Regions from separate parts of the Mus musculus genome. Here regions 1, 2 and 4 are each linked to region 3. A link is a loop called in an ENCODE intact Hi-C map of the cell type or tissue named here. Cell type or tissue: heart. All regions are shown on one strand.

Evidence for each region. Peaks named below come from ENCODE experiments on the same cell type or tissue, not always from the same donor. Only the 100,000 strongest peaks of a DNase experiment are listed, where the experiment ranks them.
Region 1: it touches region 3 in a loop (5-fold over the local background); 16 of 42 quality-filtered maps call a loop at or near these places.
Region 2: it touches region 3 in a loop (2.2-fold over the local background); 4 of 42 quality-filtered maps call a loop at or near these places.
Region 4: a loop joins it to region 3, with 3 times the contacts of the local background. A loop is called at or near these places in 32 of 42 quality-filtered maps.

What each region holds. Positions count from the first base shown.
Region 1 is chr17:72,785,442-72,789,441 of GRCm38, forward strand. No RefSeq gene overlaps it. Among named protein-coding and RNA genes, the nearest start is that of Ypel5, 49 kb to the right of the region's middle. In heart, no CTCF peak of the experiment used is centred here; no DNase peak of the experiment used is centred here.
Region 2 is chr17:71,614,454-71,618,453 of GRCm38, forward strand. It overlaps Wdr43 (WD repeat domain 43), which reads left to right and starts at 1,762. Exons shown (of 18, transcript NM_175639.1): 1 at 1,762-2,032. The coding sequence starts at 1,808. In heart, no CTCF peak of the experiment used is centred here; DNase peaks (open chromatin) are centred at 1,718 and 2,358; H3K4me3 peaks cover 2,970 bases; H3K27ac peaks cover 1,614 bases.
Region 3 is chr17:71,549,750-71,553,749 of GRCm38, forward strand. It overlaps Spdya (speedy/RINGO cell cycle regulator family, member A), which reads left to right and starts at 2,312. Exons shown (of 7, transcript NM_029254.1): 1 at 2,312-2,392. In heart, a CTCF peak has its summit at 2,311; a DNase peak (open chromatin) is centred at 2,272; H3K4me3 peaks cover 1,751 bases; H3K27ac peaks cover 951 bases; H3K27me3 peaks cover 1,585 bases.
Region 4 is chr17:71,872,498-71,876,497 of GRCm38, forward strand. Alk (anaplastic lymphoma kinase) reads right to left here. Exons shown (of 29, transcript NM_007439.2): 27 at 2,445-2,579; 28 at 1,621-1,711. Among named protein-coding and RNA genes, the nearest start is that of Gm30140, 92 kb to the left of the region's middle. In heart, CTCF peaks have their summits at 695 (motif pointing left) and 1,804 (motif pointing left); a DNase peak (open chromatin) is centred at 3,184; H3K27ac peaks cover 392 bases.

The sequences.
Region 1 (4,000 bases), 1.2 Mb after region 3:
GGAAATTCACCACCAGCTGGCCTGGAGCATAAAGCACAAGAGCCAAGATAAGAGAGACCCTACATAAATGAGAGAGACCCTACATCAATGAGAGAGACGAGATCCTACATCAACGAGATGAAAGATGAGAACTGAATCCTGAAAGTTGACCTCTGCCCCCCAAGTGCTGCAGCACACACATATACATGCAGATTTGTCACATGCACACGCGCACACACACAAATTCATAAAAGATGTTTTCAAACACTTATCAATACATGAAAAACTTGAATCGAGTTCTGTTTCATTTTTTAACTTATTCTTTTCTTTTGTAGATTACATCCCATCCACAGTTTCCCTCCCTCCTCTCCTCCCAGGCGCTCCCCACACCTCCCCTCTCCCCCAGATGCCTTCCCTCCTCCAGTTCCCTTCAGAAAAGAGCAGACCTCCCAGGAGTGTGAGCCAAACTCAGTATAACAAGTTACAATCAGACTAGGCACATACTCTCGTTATCACGGCTGGATGAGGAGGAAAAAGTTCCCAAAAGCAGGTATAAGAATCTGAGGCACACTCACTCCCACTCTTAGGAGTCCCATAAGAACACCAAGCTACACAACTGTAACATACATGCAGAGGACCTGCCTCAGGCCCATACAGACTCCCTGACTGTCGCTTCACTCTCTGGGAGCCCTAGGAGCCCTGCTTAGTTGCTGAATCTAGTTGTTAAAGAGGTCAGCATGAGGCTGTGAGTCAGACACCCAACTCTGCATTCTCCTCTCAAGATAGTTGCTGAAAGTGGCCTGAGAGCCGGGAAGGGTGGGGGGGCGAGGATCAGAAGAAAATTGCAATGAATGTGCTGAGGATCTCAATAGAGACTGTGTTGTCTAAAGAGAGATAAGCATCAAAGCGCAGGCTCCTGTAAACGAATCTCAGGTTTTCAGGTGAGAGCCTGCTAGAGCCATCCACAAGAACCAAAAGGGGCAGCTTTCACGGAGACTCAAACAACTATCTTTCCCCTTTTTCTTCATTTTGAATTTCAAAATGGATTGAGTCTATGAGTATTTTACTAGCTCAACCATCTAAGTGAAGTAAAATAATAACAATAATTCATAATTGGCAAGAGAGTTCATTCCGAGTCTCAAATTAGCTCTACAACTTTCCAAACACAATGTTGCTCATTCGAACAAAACCTAGGCAAGCACCGTAGAGGGCATACAAAGGAAGTATGAATGCTACCAATTCTGTGCTCGTTCCGCTGCCCAGGCTCCCTAGAGCCTACATCATGTTCCCGGAGATGATTTTCAGCAATTACTGCAACCATGTATGTGAACCCCCATTATTTACACAATGCCCATCATTATTTAGACACTGTATCTGCCCTTCTTAAAGGAAGATAAGAATTGGATTCCCCCAATCACAACTAGTAAGAATGCTTACCCTTACCCCAAGACTAAGGTAATGTCACAGAAGTGGGTGAAAAGACAGCATGGGGCAGAGTATAGTGTAGACTGCTTAGAAATGGTGCCTTCTGGACACAACAAGGCTGTTGCATCCATGAACATACTACTATGGCTCCTTGCACAGATCAACGTGCCAACACAGATGGAGGAGGAGCTCTGAAGGATCCACCAGGAGCTGAGGGGCCACTGACAGCTGATGGCTACTATGGGAGGAGGAATCAGTTCTCTGCAGAAGTGGGGTCTCTGGTAGAGGACCCACGCACATGCATACAGCACTGACTAGATACAATGGGTTATGAAGGAGGACAGGGACAAAGAGGTACATATGATCAAAATGCATTATATACATGTATAAAATTCTCCAAGAATAAGTAGATCTTATTTCAAAGAACACAGAAATATCTAAATGAACCAAATGTTTTACATAAACCTTAGAAGGTTTGAGAATTTGCTGCCAAAATACTATGAAAACTCTATACTTTTCTCTATGTATTCATGAAAGTTTCTTAGGATAATATATTTGTTATTGCTTTGAGAATTGAATACATATGCACACTATATTTTGGTCATATACACATGCACTCTCATTTTCCCCCAACTCCTCCTATATCCACCCCTACCTTCTCCCAACCTCATGAAGGTTTTGAGTAGTGAGCAGGATTTTGCTGAGTAGCCAATCTAGCCTGATACTATGTTGTCCAGGCTGGCCTCAAACTTATAGCAACCCATCTACCTTAGCTTCCAAGTGCTGAGATTAGAAGAATGCAGCATCAGGTCTGGCTCTGATGCTGCTCTTCTGTTGACACTAAGGGTTGAAAACAAGGCTTTGTGCATGCTAGCTAGGCAAACACGGTCTCACTGAGATGTTTCCCTGGCCCTCTTTGGTGATAATTGCTTTAAAAGGAAATGGATACTTTGGGTAAGAGCCTGTGGAGAGAAAAGGGTGTTTGTGAAATCTAATTTGACTGTCTACAGCCACCACATGCCCAGCAGGTCTGTATTTCTGCCACATTATCTTTCGTGATCTGCATGCTGTTCTATGTTTGCTGAATTGCATCCTTCATTTTCTCACGTGTGTTCTCTGCTTTGAGTTGTTTCTATTTTGAGAAGGTTATATAAGATCCGCGTTTATTTAATACTGATGTCAGCATTTCGAGTGCTGTGAAATCATCTGTTTTGTGCTATAAATACACCAGTACCTGCTCATTCCAGTTATTAAGCTAAGTCATGTACACTTTACTTTGTGATACTGTGACTGACTCTTTCCACACCTTATTTCTAACTTGCCAGCAGGCTACCAGGCAGGCCCTCTCAATAAATAGGAGGTACTAAGAATAGAATGGATGGAGACAGAAGAAGGGAACATCTTCTGTGGCTTCCAGCTTCCTTCCTCTTTCTTAGAGCTTGCCTTTAGCAATGCTTCCTCACTCATTTACCCCCAGTTCTTTCCCATGCCAGCAACTGGATTCAGGGCCCCAATTATTGGCTCTAACCAGACAAGTCTCATCACATACCCTCAAGAGCTCATCACAACCAGCGAGGCCAGTGGACCTAATGGGTCACAAACCCTTTGGGAAATTAAATGACTTTTTCTTGTCAGATATTCTGCATATCAGATATTTCCATTATGATTCATAATAGTATCAAAATTATAAAGTAACAACGAAAATGATGATGGGGGTCACAATGATGAGGAAGTGTATTAAAGGGTCACAGCATTAGGGAGGTCAAGAATCACTGCGCTGGGCCCTTTCTCAGAGGTCAGATCCCAAATCATTCCTGGGAGCTTAGATATACCAGTGTTGGATGGAACAAACTACGCAGCCTTCCTCCAAGGTGAAAAGCCTTCATGACTCCAACCTCTCCTGTCTTTGCTCCCTCAGCTTTGATGGCTCCTGAGTGTAGGCTTACAGGTGATCCCACTAGGCTCCTCCCAGAAACCTAGGAAAGGCACCAGGCCTGGGTGGTGGTGTATAAAAGGACTACCCTTCCACCCCGGAAGCATTCTCTGTGCCCATGTGTTCTCAGCCGGTCTCTCTCTCTCTTCTCCTTTCTGTCCTTCTTTTGGTCCTTCTCTGTCCCTCCCTTCTCTGTCCTCATGGCTCCTGTCTGTCTGCCTTTACCCCTTCTCCAGGCCCTCATTCCCTTCCCTTCCCCTTTTATAAACCCCCTTTTGTACCAGGTCTGTTGCATGGTGTGATTTCTCCAGGGGCACCTTGGCATGGGCCCGCCAGGTACCACCATGGTTCCAGGTACCCACCGCTGCCTCTTGCCCTTCTAACACTTTGAGAGAAAATCCTATTTTGTTTGTTGCTTTCAGAAACCTAGGTAACAAATATATACATTATTAATAATTTCCTTGTTTTTAGCATTTATTTTATTTTTTTAAGTATGTGTGAACATATGTGAAGAAGTCCAAAAGAGGGTATAGGATCCCCTGGAGCTGGCATTGCAAGTGGATATGAACTGTGTAATGTGGGTGCTGAGAACTGGGTCCTCTGCAAGGACATGCTCTTAACCACTGCTAAGAGCAAGTTATCTCTCCAGCTCCATTATAAATA
Region 2 (4,000 bases), 65 kb after region 3:
ATATGAAGGTCAAGAAGAACGAAGACCAAAGTGTGGATGCTTCAGTCCTACTTAGAAGGGGGAACAAAATAATCATGGGAGGTAGAGGGTGAGTGAGACTTGGGAGGAATGTAGGAGGGGAAGAGGAAAAGAGGGGGGGTGCAGGAACAGGTGTGGGAGGAGCAGGGGAGATCTATAGAGGGTAAGGAAATTGAACATAGGCATGTAGCAACGGGGATGGGTAGCTAACAGAAAGTCCCAGACGCTAGGAAAGCAAGAGGTTTACAGGACCCAAGGGGGATGACTTTAGCTGAATTACCCAACAAAGGGGAGAGAGAACCTGTATCCAGAGGTTAGGCACGGTCCCTGGTTGAGAGATGGGGCCATTAACCCTTCTCAAAATTTTAACCCAGAATTGCTCCTGTTTAAAGGAAATACATGGACAAAGAGTGGAGCAGAGACTAAAGGAAAGGCCTTCCAGAGACTGCCCCACCTGGAGATCCATCCCATATACAGCCACCAAACCTAAATACTATTGCTGATGCCAGGAAGTGCTTGCTGATAGGAGCCTGATATGGATGTCTCCTGAGAGGCTCTTGCAGCCCCATTGGAAGAACAACATCAACCAACCAGTACCATCAGAGCTCCCAGAGACTAAACCATCAACCAAAGAGTACACAGGAGGGACCCATGGCTCCAGCTGCATATGTAGCAGAGGATGGCCTTGTTTGTCGTCAAAGGGAGTGGAGGCCCTTGGTCCTGTGAAGACATGATGCCCCGGCGTAGGGGAATGCTAGAGTGGTGGGGCGGGAGTGTGCATGTGGGTGAGGAAGCAGCCTGGGGGAGGTGGGTAGGATGGGGGTTCTAGGAGAGGAAACCCGGGGGGGGGGTAACATTTGAAATTTAAATAAACAAAATAACCAATAATTAAAAAAAAAGAACCAATAAAATAAGGAAAAAATTTCTTCTATCTATCTATCATTTATCTTTTGGAGACAGTTTCCCTATAGTCCTCGATGTTATAGAATTCAGTTTCTAGACCGTGCCTGCGTCTGCCTCAGATAGAGTGCTGGGATTAAAAGGCACACATCCAGATGGGAATATATGTTTGGTTTCTCTTTTCTTTTTTTTTTTTTTTCTTTTGTGTGTGTGTGTGTGTGTGTGTGTGTGTTGTTTTTTGTTTTTTGAGACAGGGTTTCTCTGTATAGCCCTGGCTGTCCTGGAACTCACTCTGTAGACCAGGCTGGCCTCGAACTCAAAAATCCGCCTGCCTCTGCCTCCCAAGTGCTGGGATTAAAGGCGTGAGGCACCACCGCCCGGATTCTTTATTTACACCCAACTTGACCTCCTCTCTTGTCCAATAGTATCTCTGTGTGTTAACACAGATAAAAGAGGCATCTTGTTTCTTCAAGCCCCAACTCTAACTTTGATAGAACTATGATTGGATAATTATTGTACGTACATGGCCACGTCCTCGAAGAGACTAAAGAAACATGGAAACAGCTGTTACAATCTCGGAGATGTAAGTAAATATTTCTTTTAAACATTTCGTCTAGTTGTTTCATAGGACGTAGTTTTAAAAGAAGGATCTGGCTCGGTAGTATGCAAATCACTTCCCCTCGCGCTTCCTTCGCAGGACAAGTTAAGAAGGACCCCACTGAGCCACCGTCCACAGGGTGGGCCCGGCTAAACGCTGGCCTGCGTCACGACCAGCCACTTCTTGGGCTCTCAGCGTTCCCTCCGCCCCACTTCCTCCCTGCAGGCCCCACCCCGCGCCGGTGCGCCTGCGCCCGGGCGAACACGTGGCTGCCGCGGAGCCAGAGCAGCAATGGCGGCCGGAGGCGGCGGTAGCTACGACCCCTTGGCCCCGGCGGGGGTCCCCTGCGCCTTCTCGCCGGACAGTCAAGCCTACTTCGCTTTAGCCTCTAGTGACGGTCAGCTGCGAGTATGGGAGACCGCCAACAACCGGCTGCACCAGGAGTACGTGCCTTCCGCGCACCTCAGCGGTACCTGCACCTGCCTGGCCTGGGCGCCAGCACGGCTGCAGGCCAAGGTAGGATGAGCGGGGACGGCGACGGGGACGGGGACCTCCTGCCGGGCTGCGGCATCCCGGGCCGGGCGGCGAGGCGCGTGGCACCCCTGGCGCGCGTGGCCCGGGGCGTCCCGGGAGAGAGGAGGCGCGGAGCCGGGCCGGCGGCGCGCTTGGGCCGGCGCCGCGGCTGCAAAGTGCGGCCTGGCCCGAGGGGGGCTGCGGGAGGGTGCGGCCCGATCCCGCGGTCTCCACGAGGTCTGCACCCCGGCTGCTTCTGGGCCGCCATGTTCATCGAAGCCTCTGCTCCCCCGGGGGGCGGCCTCAGACTTCCCAGGCCTGGGTCCCCATCAGAGCTACCCGGTGCGCACTTTAGGACCGTCTCGCGCTTCCGCATCCCGGACCCCGGTATTGGTTTTGCTTTGGGCACTTGGAATGCGCACGTCTAGGTTAAGTTCCTTCCGGGAGCCCCTTCCCTCGGCTCGGATGCGTGTTCAACACGTGTTCCCTTCTGCCTCTAGGTTGTGGGATTCGTCGTCCCACAAACTCTTTTCCATTTCTAAGTTCCCTTCTTTCTCAGCGGAGGTACAGTGAAATAGAGTAGGGCATATGATGTAGGTCCTGGTGATTTTTTTTTTTTCTCTCGTAGTTGGGAAACTGCTTAGTTAGGGAATCCTTTTCGCTGTCAGGTAAATGCTGCTCACTGTTGACTCACCCGGTTAGATCTCGGCACGCACGTGGTTAGGCAGTCGGCAGGCAAAAATCTGGAACCGGTGTAAAAGGTATCCTAAAATATGTGACGTTTTGCTGTCACTGATGTTAAAGTTGTTGGGATAGCTTACTCCTTCCCATCCCAAGAGTAAACTTTCACATAAATTTATTTTATCTAAGTTGCTATACTCTGTGTGACAGTGGTTAGCTACTTACCGGATTCCAGCTTTTCTTGGTGACAAAGAGCAGATATGAGGCCCTATAAGTCAAACATAATCAGATTTGTGAAAGTTATGTAATTGTCAGCATTAGAGCTGCTGCACTTTTTTTTTTAACTTTATACAGTTTTCTTTTTAACTTAACAGTCCTGTAAAGTGGTGAGAGTACTTACTAACACTCAGAAATACAGAGAGAGCAGTTAGCTAAGTGCTTGTAGCCAGGCTGTAAAAGTAGGAGTCCAGCCTCTGTAATAATTGTGTTTTTTGTTCCCTACTTATAACATGAGGATAATCACTTAGAATAGTGTATAGCGCCTTAAGTGAAGTGCTAATTACTAGTGGTATTAGTATCTTGTATTTTTGTCCTTAGTCCACAAGGTATGTCAAAGCAAGCAATTTCAATAAAGGCCAACAGGAACTAGACTCGGAACTCGTGTCTTTGAAGTTCTTGGTTGTCCTCAACAGATAGTATTAGATACTCATTTCCAATCTTCTATGTCCCAGAACAAAATCCAAATTTCAAAAATAGCGGTTTGGAGATTTTCATCCACTGTGATACAGTAGGGATACAACCATTTTTAAAGGAGCCCAACTTTAACTTTTCAACAAAGCTCCTCAAATTAAAGCAACTTTATGTGACAAGATGACCCGAGTCCTGGTTCCCAAGTGGTGTGCTGGATTGGATGTGCCCAGTGGTTAGCATCCCCAGAGTGCCGGTGCAGTCCCCAGCAAGCCCTGCTTTCAAGTGCCAGTAAGTTTCACTTTCTTTTTATCTATATGTTGCCATTTCTGCTATGCAACTACTAAATGTCTGGGAATTAGTAAACAGACTTAGGCTGGGATGTAGCTCAAAGATAGAAAACTTGCCTAGCATATGAAAGACCCTGGATTGAATCAATAGTACCACAAAATCAGAGCTAGAAAAGCAGTCAGGGCTCAGGAAGCTAAACGGCATGGTTGGTCACTAACAAGCGGTAGCACTAGGATCCCAGCCTAGCCCCTTACACGGTGAACTCCTACCCTTGCACTTCATCATGGATGGCTGCAGAGCTGTCAGTTCCCA
Region 3 (4,000 bases):
CTCTTAATTATTTCAAAGGACCAGCTTACGTTTTTTTTCCTTTTCTTTAATTTTTTTAAAAAATACTATTTCTATGTATTTGGGTGTTTGTATGTATGTATGTATGTATGTATGTATGTTTGTTTGTATGTGTGTATGTATGTATGTGCACTGTTATGTGCCTGATGCCTGCAGAGGCCAAAAGAATCATTGGACCCTCTGGAGGGATGGTTGTAAGCCACCATGTCCTTTAGAAGAGCAACCTGTGCTCTAAACTGCTAAGCCACCCTCAGCCCTGGGCCTCACATTCTTTGAAGGAGTTTCTACGTCCTCTCACTTTTCCTATCATGCACCACCAACTTGTTGCAGGCTCGGGGTTTCCCACTGGCACTGGTTCTGAAGTGACTCCGAGACTTAATTATTTATGAATAAATGCCTAGGCCATAAGTTTTGGCTCATTTTCCAACTAACTTATAACTTATATAATCTGTTTGTTCTAGTTTGTGTCTGCCACATGGTTGGTTACCTCTCCTCAGTTTCATATGTCCGTCTCCTCTTAGTCCAGGTGGCCGACCTTAACTGCTCTTGGATCTTTCCCAGAATCCTTTCTTTCTCTGCCAGATGTCCTACCTTCTATTTCCTGCCTCAGCTAACAGGTGATGCTTCCACACAGTACATAAGAGATTCTCTCTACAAGTTGTCACATCCTTGGAAGTGCTAAAGCACTGTGTGCACAGTTCCCAGTTTACCAATATCTTGCTTCATCCTCAATACATGCTTGTGAAGATACAGCTAAGATGAGGGAGCAGGTCCTCGGGATAACTGGGGTGGCTGGAGACTAAGAACTGAATTCTAGCCCAGCGTGGTGGCGTACACCTTTAATCCCAGCACTCGGGAGGCAGAGGCAGGCAGATTTCTGAGTTCGAGGCCAGCCTGGTCTACAAAGTGAGTTCCAGGACAGCCAGGGCTATTCAGAGTAACCCTGTCTCAAAAAACAAACAAACAAACAAACAAAGAACTGAATTCTATTTGGGTTCCTTACTTAAGGTACTTTCTGTTGTGCCATTTGCTAATGGACCTGAGATGTTTACTCATTTTCATTTTTAAAAATTGAATGCTTATGAGTGTCTTGTTTGCATGTATGCATGTGTGCTACATGTGTGCCTTATGTCAGCAAAGGCCAGAAGATGATGTTGGATACCCTAGAACTGTAGTTACAGGTGGTTGTGAGCTGCCACATGTGTGCTAGGAATTTGAGCAGCAAGTACTTTTAACCATAGAGCTGTCTCTCTATCCCTGAACCTGAGATCTTAACAACAGTCGAATTAGCTCCTACTCAAAGGGCTCATTGTATGTATGTTTAGAATATTTTTTACATTATTATGGAAACATACCTTTTCAGTGTACTTCAGCATCACGTAGCATCAGTTTCCTTAAGTTCCTGACTCAGTGTTTCTTGTTAGAGATTTTATAGGTGAATTGATAGCCTGAGAGAGGTTGAAGATCTAATGGGCTGGTAACACTTTTGTCTAAGCCATTAACATTACCATGACCTTGGTTTTATCTACTCAGTCACATTTTAAGGAAGTTCTACAAAACACTGAGTACAGGTAGCTAAAAGGGGGAAGATTCCACAACCCAACTCATGTTGTCTGTTAATCTCTGGATGTATGGACCAACCCAAAATTCCACAGAGAGTCTTAATTACCAGTTCAGTTACTAGTCTACTTGAGTTTGATAACAAGTCAGAACTGTATGGTGCTCTCATACTATATATATAAAGCAGATTCTGAATTGGAGGGGTGGGACTGGCAAGCGTTGATTATGCACCAGCTATATCCCAGGAGTCTCAGGAAGGCACGGGCATGACAAAAGGAGCATTTAGGGCTGTGAATGGAAGAACGTTGCCCTTTGCTCACTAAAGGCCACTTTATTTCACACCTTTTGAGCTAGCATGCGTGGGCTCTTTCTCCTCTTACACACTTGTGCACAAGGGAAGAAGCACCCAGGTCCAAGGCGCGAGCAGAGAGGCAGGGAGGGGGAACGGCAAGCAGCCCTGGTCCTTCAGGGCAGCCCAGTCCCCTCGTCCTGTCCGGGGCTCCTCAACCGCTCCGCACAGCCAGCGTTCGAGGGAAAGCGCGACCGCATCAAGATACAGAGAGCTGGAGCGGAATAACGGCAGAAGGCGGAGGCGACCCGGTCAGCGAGGGGCGGGGCGGGGCGATAGCGCAGGCCCCGCCCTCGGCGGTTCCCGTGCTCTGATTGGCTCCCGCGGCCGCGCGCTCCCGGCCCTCCGCTTGAGGTTCTTAGGCGGGTTTTGCGGCCTGCGGCTAGCGACCCAGCACGCAACCGCCTGAGGTAGATCGCTGAGGCGGAGGCTGTGGGGCCGCTCGCTCTTCGCCGGCCTGCGCAGGTACCTTCACCTGCCCGCCCGCCCGCCGGGGCCTGATGGCGGGGTTCTGGGTGTCGCCTGTGCCCTCCCTCTCGCTCCCACAGTCCTGCGTGAGGAGGCGGGGACGCCTCAGCCCCACATCCCCGCGGCCTCGAGCAGCCCCGCCGGCCCCAAGGGCCGGGCATCCCGGAGGCGGGGACGGGAACTGGCGGTGCGGGGCGAGAGGAGGGAGACCGGGCAGTGCGGCTCCGGCGGGTGGCGCGGGGTTGGTGCGCGGTGGGGAGCGAGGCTCGGCCTCTTCACGGGGCTGAGGGATGAGTCCTGCCGCTGTGTCCCGTGTCCCACGCCCCCGGCCCGAGTCCTCCCGGGCTGGAGTTCTGAGCTGTCGCGTCTCATCGCGACACCTTTAGCCACTTTCTCCAAAAGTACGAAAGTTTTCCTGCCTACCTGCCCCCTGTCGTCAGCGATTGACTGTCAGATGCTCACACGGAGAAACTATTTCTAATATATATATATGTGTGTGTGTGTGTGTGTGTGTGTGTGTGTATGTATACGTGTGTATACACACACACACATATGTAATATATATAGTAACCACTAGCCATACACATACATATGATCCTGTCGCCAGAGTTTCTTCAGATGCTTACAGAATTCAGCTGTATGTACCAGACAAACAGAACCCCAGACCTCACACACCCGGACATCGTCTTTATGAATTTTGCTGTGATTTTTTTTTTCCCAATGTTGGGTCGAATGCATGCCACTGAGTTGAAGGATCTTTAACTTTTATGTTGTGAGACTTTTCCTTCAGAGGTCCAAATCGATCAATATCTGCTCACCCTAGACAGGGCATTCGTGACAGAGCAAAGTAGGGATTCCACCCAAGTCCGCTTTGGTGAAGCCCGGGTTTACAAGGGTATCTGTGGGAGAGGGCTTACTGACAGATAGAGCCTGTGTGGCTCAAGCTGCGTCCCTGAAAAGTCCACCCAGCTCAGGGGAAGCCCTGGGAAAGCTGCCGTCCTTACTGCTTTAGAACCTTGGACAGGGGCCTGTCGACTCTTGGGAGTTGTTTATTTTTCTGAGTCTTGTTTCGTTACTTCGTCTTAAGCAGCTTCCCTTTAGGACAGAATGTGTCTTGTTTGGAGACAATCAGCGAGCTTCTCTTATTTCCCCGTTCACTCTTTCTCTTGAGAAATGCCTCATCGTTTTTTCACTTGTTCTTTATTTCTTCCCTCTTGCATTAGAACTCTTACTCATTGATGCATCTAAACAAAGAGCTAAATTTAAAAAAAATACAGCAAAGTAGAATTTGACACAGGCTGCAGTTTTTCTTCGTAAGCTCTTAACTGCACAAACTTTGATTCAGTCTTTATGAACTTTAGTGAATCTCTATTTGGGAATTTCAGCCATTTCCTTTCCCTGTTTTCTCAAGTCTTAGATGAAATAATCTGATACATGAAGTTTGCATTTTCTTATTTTGTTTCAATATAAAAACATTGTTTAAAAGTCACTTACCATTGAGTAAAACTTAGCTCCTGGACAATGTAGCACAGTGTTCTGCATTCTGATATATCTGTCTTACCTCTGAATCTAGCCCTGCCCTGGTCCTTTTTGAGAAACTTAATG
Region 4 (4,000 bases), 320 kb after region 3:
GTAACCCTAGCTAATACGTACAGGTGGTGCAAACTGGACTTAACAAACAAGAGCAACTGTGAAAAGCCATGAAGTTGGGAAAGGTCCATGTTAGGGAGATACCAGGGAGTCAGAGGGGGCAACTCGTAGGTGGGAGAGAACGTTAGAAGAAGTGAAATTGGGGAACAAGGCTCAAGTGGGGGTGTAGGGCATAGGGAGAGGATGCTACTTTAATTTTGTATGCTGACAGGATCAGAGGCGGGAGGGAGGGAAAGAAGGGATACAGTAAAGGAAAAACTGGTCACTGACATAAAGTCCTGAGAGGCCGCTGGTGAGACCGTGATAGGAAGATGCTCTGGGTCTGTGTGAGACACGGGAGGGAAAGAATCCTCCCGCCACTACCTCTATTCCCCTGTCTAGCTGATGATGAGTAGGGAGGTACAGTCTGCTGAGGACAAAGATGAACAGTCACGATTCAGTCCAGACGGGAGGAAGCACGAGAGGGCTGTCTCTTAGCCTAGCCCGCTACTCCTCTATAAAATGGGATAAAAGGAACCCTCCCCGAGAGCAAAATAAAAATAACATGGAAATCCAGGGCTGGAGATGGCTCAGCAGTTAAGAACACTTTTTGTTCTTCTGGAGGAACCAGGTTCAGTTCCCAGGACCCACTTGGTGGCTGTAAATGCCAGATCAGAGATCTGTCGCCCTCTTCTGGCCTCCATGGGCATTGCACGTGTGTAGTGCACAAACATACATGTAAGGCAAACTTACTCCCAAACAATATAAAAACAAATCTTTGAAAAAAAAAAACATAGAAAAGCAACTTATATAGTATAAGTCCATACCAGTGCTACCGATGAATGGTTTGAACATCTCTCCAGAGTGGTTTAGCTATTATGTAATTACTATCTATTTAATGGGAATTAATTCACAGGTTGTAATTCTTGAGAGCTTTCGTTCTTCTCCTTTATATCCCGTTTCATTTACAAAACAAGTAGTTGCCTAGCTGTCCTTGATACCTCAACAATATGAGTAACTGAATAAGAACCAAACATCAACAGACACGCTAACATGAAAGGGAGAAATATCATGGGCCACACTCCTAGACAAAGAACTACAGGCAACTGATGATAGCTGAGAGGGGAGAATTATTCTCCCCGGAGTGGAATTCTCTAATTGGTTATCCAATAGAAGTGGTTGGCTCTGAAATCGTATGAAATCACATGGAATACAAAGTAGATTCTGCAGACAGTATTTATATACATATGAAATAATAATAATAATAATAAGCCATGAATTTGAGAAGAACATGGTTAGGGGGTGGGTTTGGAGATGGGAGGGGCCAGAGTGAGGAAAGGGGAATGATGCAATTATACTTTAATTGTTAAGAAGAACACACAACATTAGCTGTCTAGCAGGGATGTCATTTTGCTTGCGAATTGAATAGATTCTGTCTGGCCCTGTGACATGAAAGTGGGAAGTTTCCAGTGTTTATTGTAGGACATTGGCAAAGTGGGATGCAAATCCTGTCACTTCCGGGATCAGGAATACCGTGTCTCACAATTAGCATTATTCTCTGGTGTCTTGAAACAGTTTCCCCGTGTAGATTAGAGGCTGGTCAAGGGGAGAAAACATTTATACCTGGGTGCAGTATTCGATCCTCTCCAAAATGATGGCGAAGTTGGGTCTGTCTTCAGGCTGATGCTGCCAGCACTGCGTCATTATCCGGTATCTGAAAGGATGAGCGCCTTAATGAAAAGTCAGGAGAAGCACCGGAAGGGGAGACAAGTAGGTCCACCTGATTGATCTATGCTGCCCCCTGCTGGTGGGACAGGGGATCATCCCCAAAGACACCCAGGTAGTTTACATCAAATGCCACTTCTCTAAAGCCATGTTTAGGATGAAGTAATTTATTCCCCATCTTGTTTTTTGGAAAGGAGGTGAGGGACACCATAGGGGACAGAAAACACTATAGGGGACAAGCTCACCCCTCCCCTCTGTTTTTTTAAGACAGGATTTCTCTGTATAGCCCTGGAACTCATTCTGTAGACCAGGCTGGCCTCGAACTCAGAAATCTGCCTGCCTCTGCCTCCCGCGTGCTGGGATTAAAGGCGTGTGCCACCACTGCCCCCTCTCTCTTTTTTTGTGTGTGCATGCTGGGGGTGATATTTAAGGGAGATATACTTAAGAGTGCAGGGCCAACTGGGTGGGTCTGGGGTACACATTTCTAAAGGCAACTGAGACATGTAGGAGAAGTGGGTCTGCAGCCTCTAGCCTTTCTGGGATAACATAATTGTGTTTGATGGGCTGGAAAACTGACCCATCTTACAGAAGTCTCTGGGACACTCTCGGGACATCTGAAAAGAAGGCTACCAACTTCACTTTAATTTTAAAGGCGCATTTGCAGATCCAAATAAAAACAAGACCACGCTCAGGTTCTAGTAGGAAGTTCCCAAAGGTCGTACACAGGCCCGGGGCAGTTCTTAGGCGGGTCCATCCGTCCTCCGCTGGTGACAAACTCCAGAACTTCCTGGTTGCTCTTGCTGGGGTACGGCATATATCCAAGAGAAAATATTTCCCATAGCAACACTCCAAAAGACCTGGGCAGAGAACAGATAGTGATGTGGACACACACAGAGAAACCTAAGTTCTTACTGTTTTCCTTTAAACCATTTTCTGTAACAAAGGACTCCTTTCCTGTGTGCATGTGTGTGTGTAGGCTTATGCATACAAACATTTGCACACATATACATGGAGGTCAAAGGACAATAATCTTAAATATTGTTTCTTAGAAACCATCTACTTTAATTTCTAAGAATTATTAAATCTCTTTCTCATCTTTGTCTCTGCGTCTGTCTGTCTGTCTGTCTGTCTGTCTGTGTGTATTTGCAGGTGTTCATAGAGGGAAGAAGAAGGTGCCAGATTTCCTGGATCTAGAGTTATAGGCAGGGGTGGGCTGTTCAATATGGGAGCTGGGACTGGAACCCAGGTACCCTGTAAGAGCAGTAAGTGCTCTTAACCATGGGGTCATTTCCCCTGCTCCTAATTTGCCTTTTTAATAAAAAAGAAACTTTATAAAATACTTTTAGACACAGTCTCTCAGTGGCCCAGGGCTCACCAAGAAAGCTAGGCTGACTATGAACCCCGTGAACCCCAGAGGTCCACCTGTTCCTGTCCCCCCATCCATGCCAGCACTCAGCCTCCGCCCTTTCTTCCCTTCTTTTGGGTTCCGGGAGACTGAGCCAGATCTTTATTCCTGTGACCTACAGGCACGTCACTGACTGAGCTCTCTCTCCAGTCCCAGCGGACTTTCTAGGTTCAGAAAAGTGAAGAGAATGACCAAGCGCCACCCAGGACTCTCTATTAAAAGACGGCTCCTGCTGACATGTTCTTCATTCTGGTGGGGCTTTGTGCCTAGGTTTCTAGGCTATGGAGCCTTGATAATTCTGCTCATATCATCACAGCACCATTGCTTTCCATGCTAAAAATAAAAGTCTTACAACTAGGATGTGAAATGTCTGTGAAATACTCGATTGCCATGAAACATGGTTGCCCTTATCACACTTCTTTCGGTTTTCAAAATATTTTGAACCTTGAGTGGCCATCTTCCTGCACTTTGATTTTAGTTAATTTTATTTTACTTTTTCTGTGACAGAGTCTCATTCTGTATTACAGCTTGAGGCTTCAAGTTTGCTTCATTGCCTAGCGAGCTTCAAACTCAAAATCCCCCTGCCTCTGGAGTACTGGGAATGCAGGATGGGTTACCACAAGTTCCTTAGATAAACAGTCTCAAACTAATAGAATGGTAAAAAATCAATGATATTTCCTTCCAGAATGCATGTTCTGGGCATTGAATTCAGGTCTGGGAAAATATGGCAACCCGTGACTTTATATGGTAGAGTGTTTTAATGAAGTCTGTTCATCTAATCATTACTTTTAAACTTATATATTGTCTGTTCACGTCTTTTGCACGAGGTTATCTGTCAGGGCATATTATTGTAGTATCTCAATTTGCCTTTTG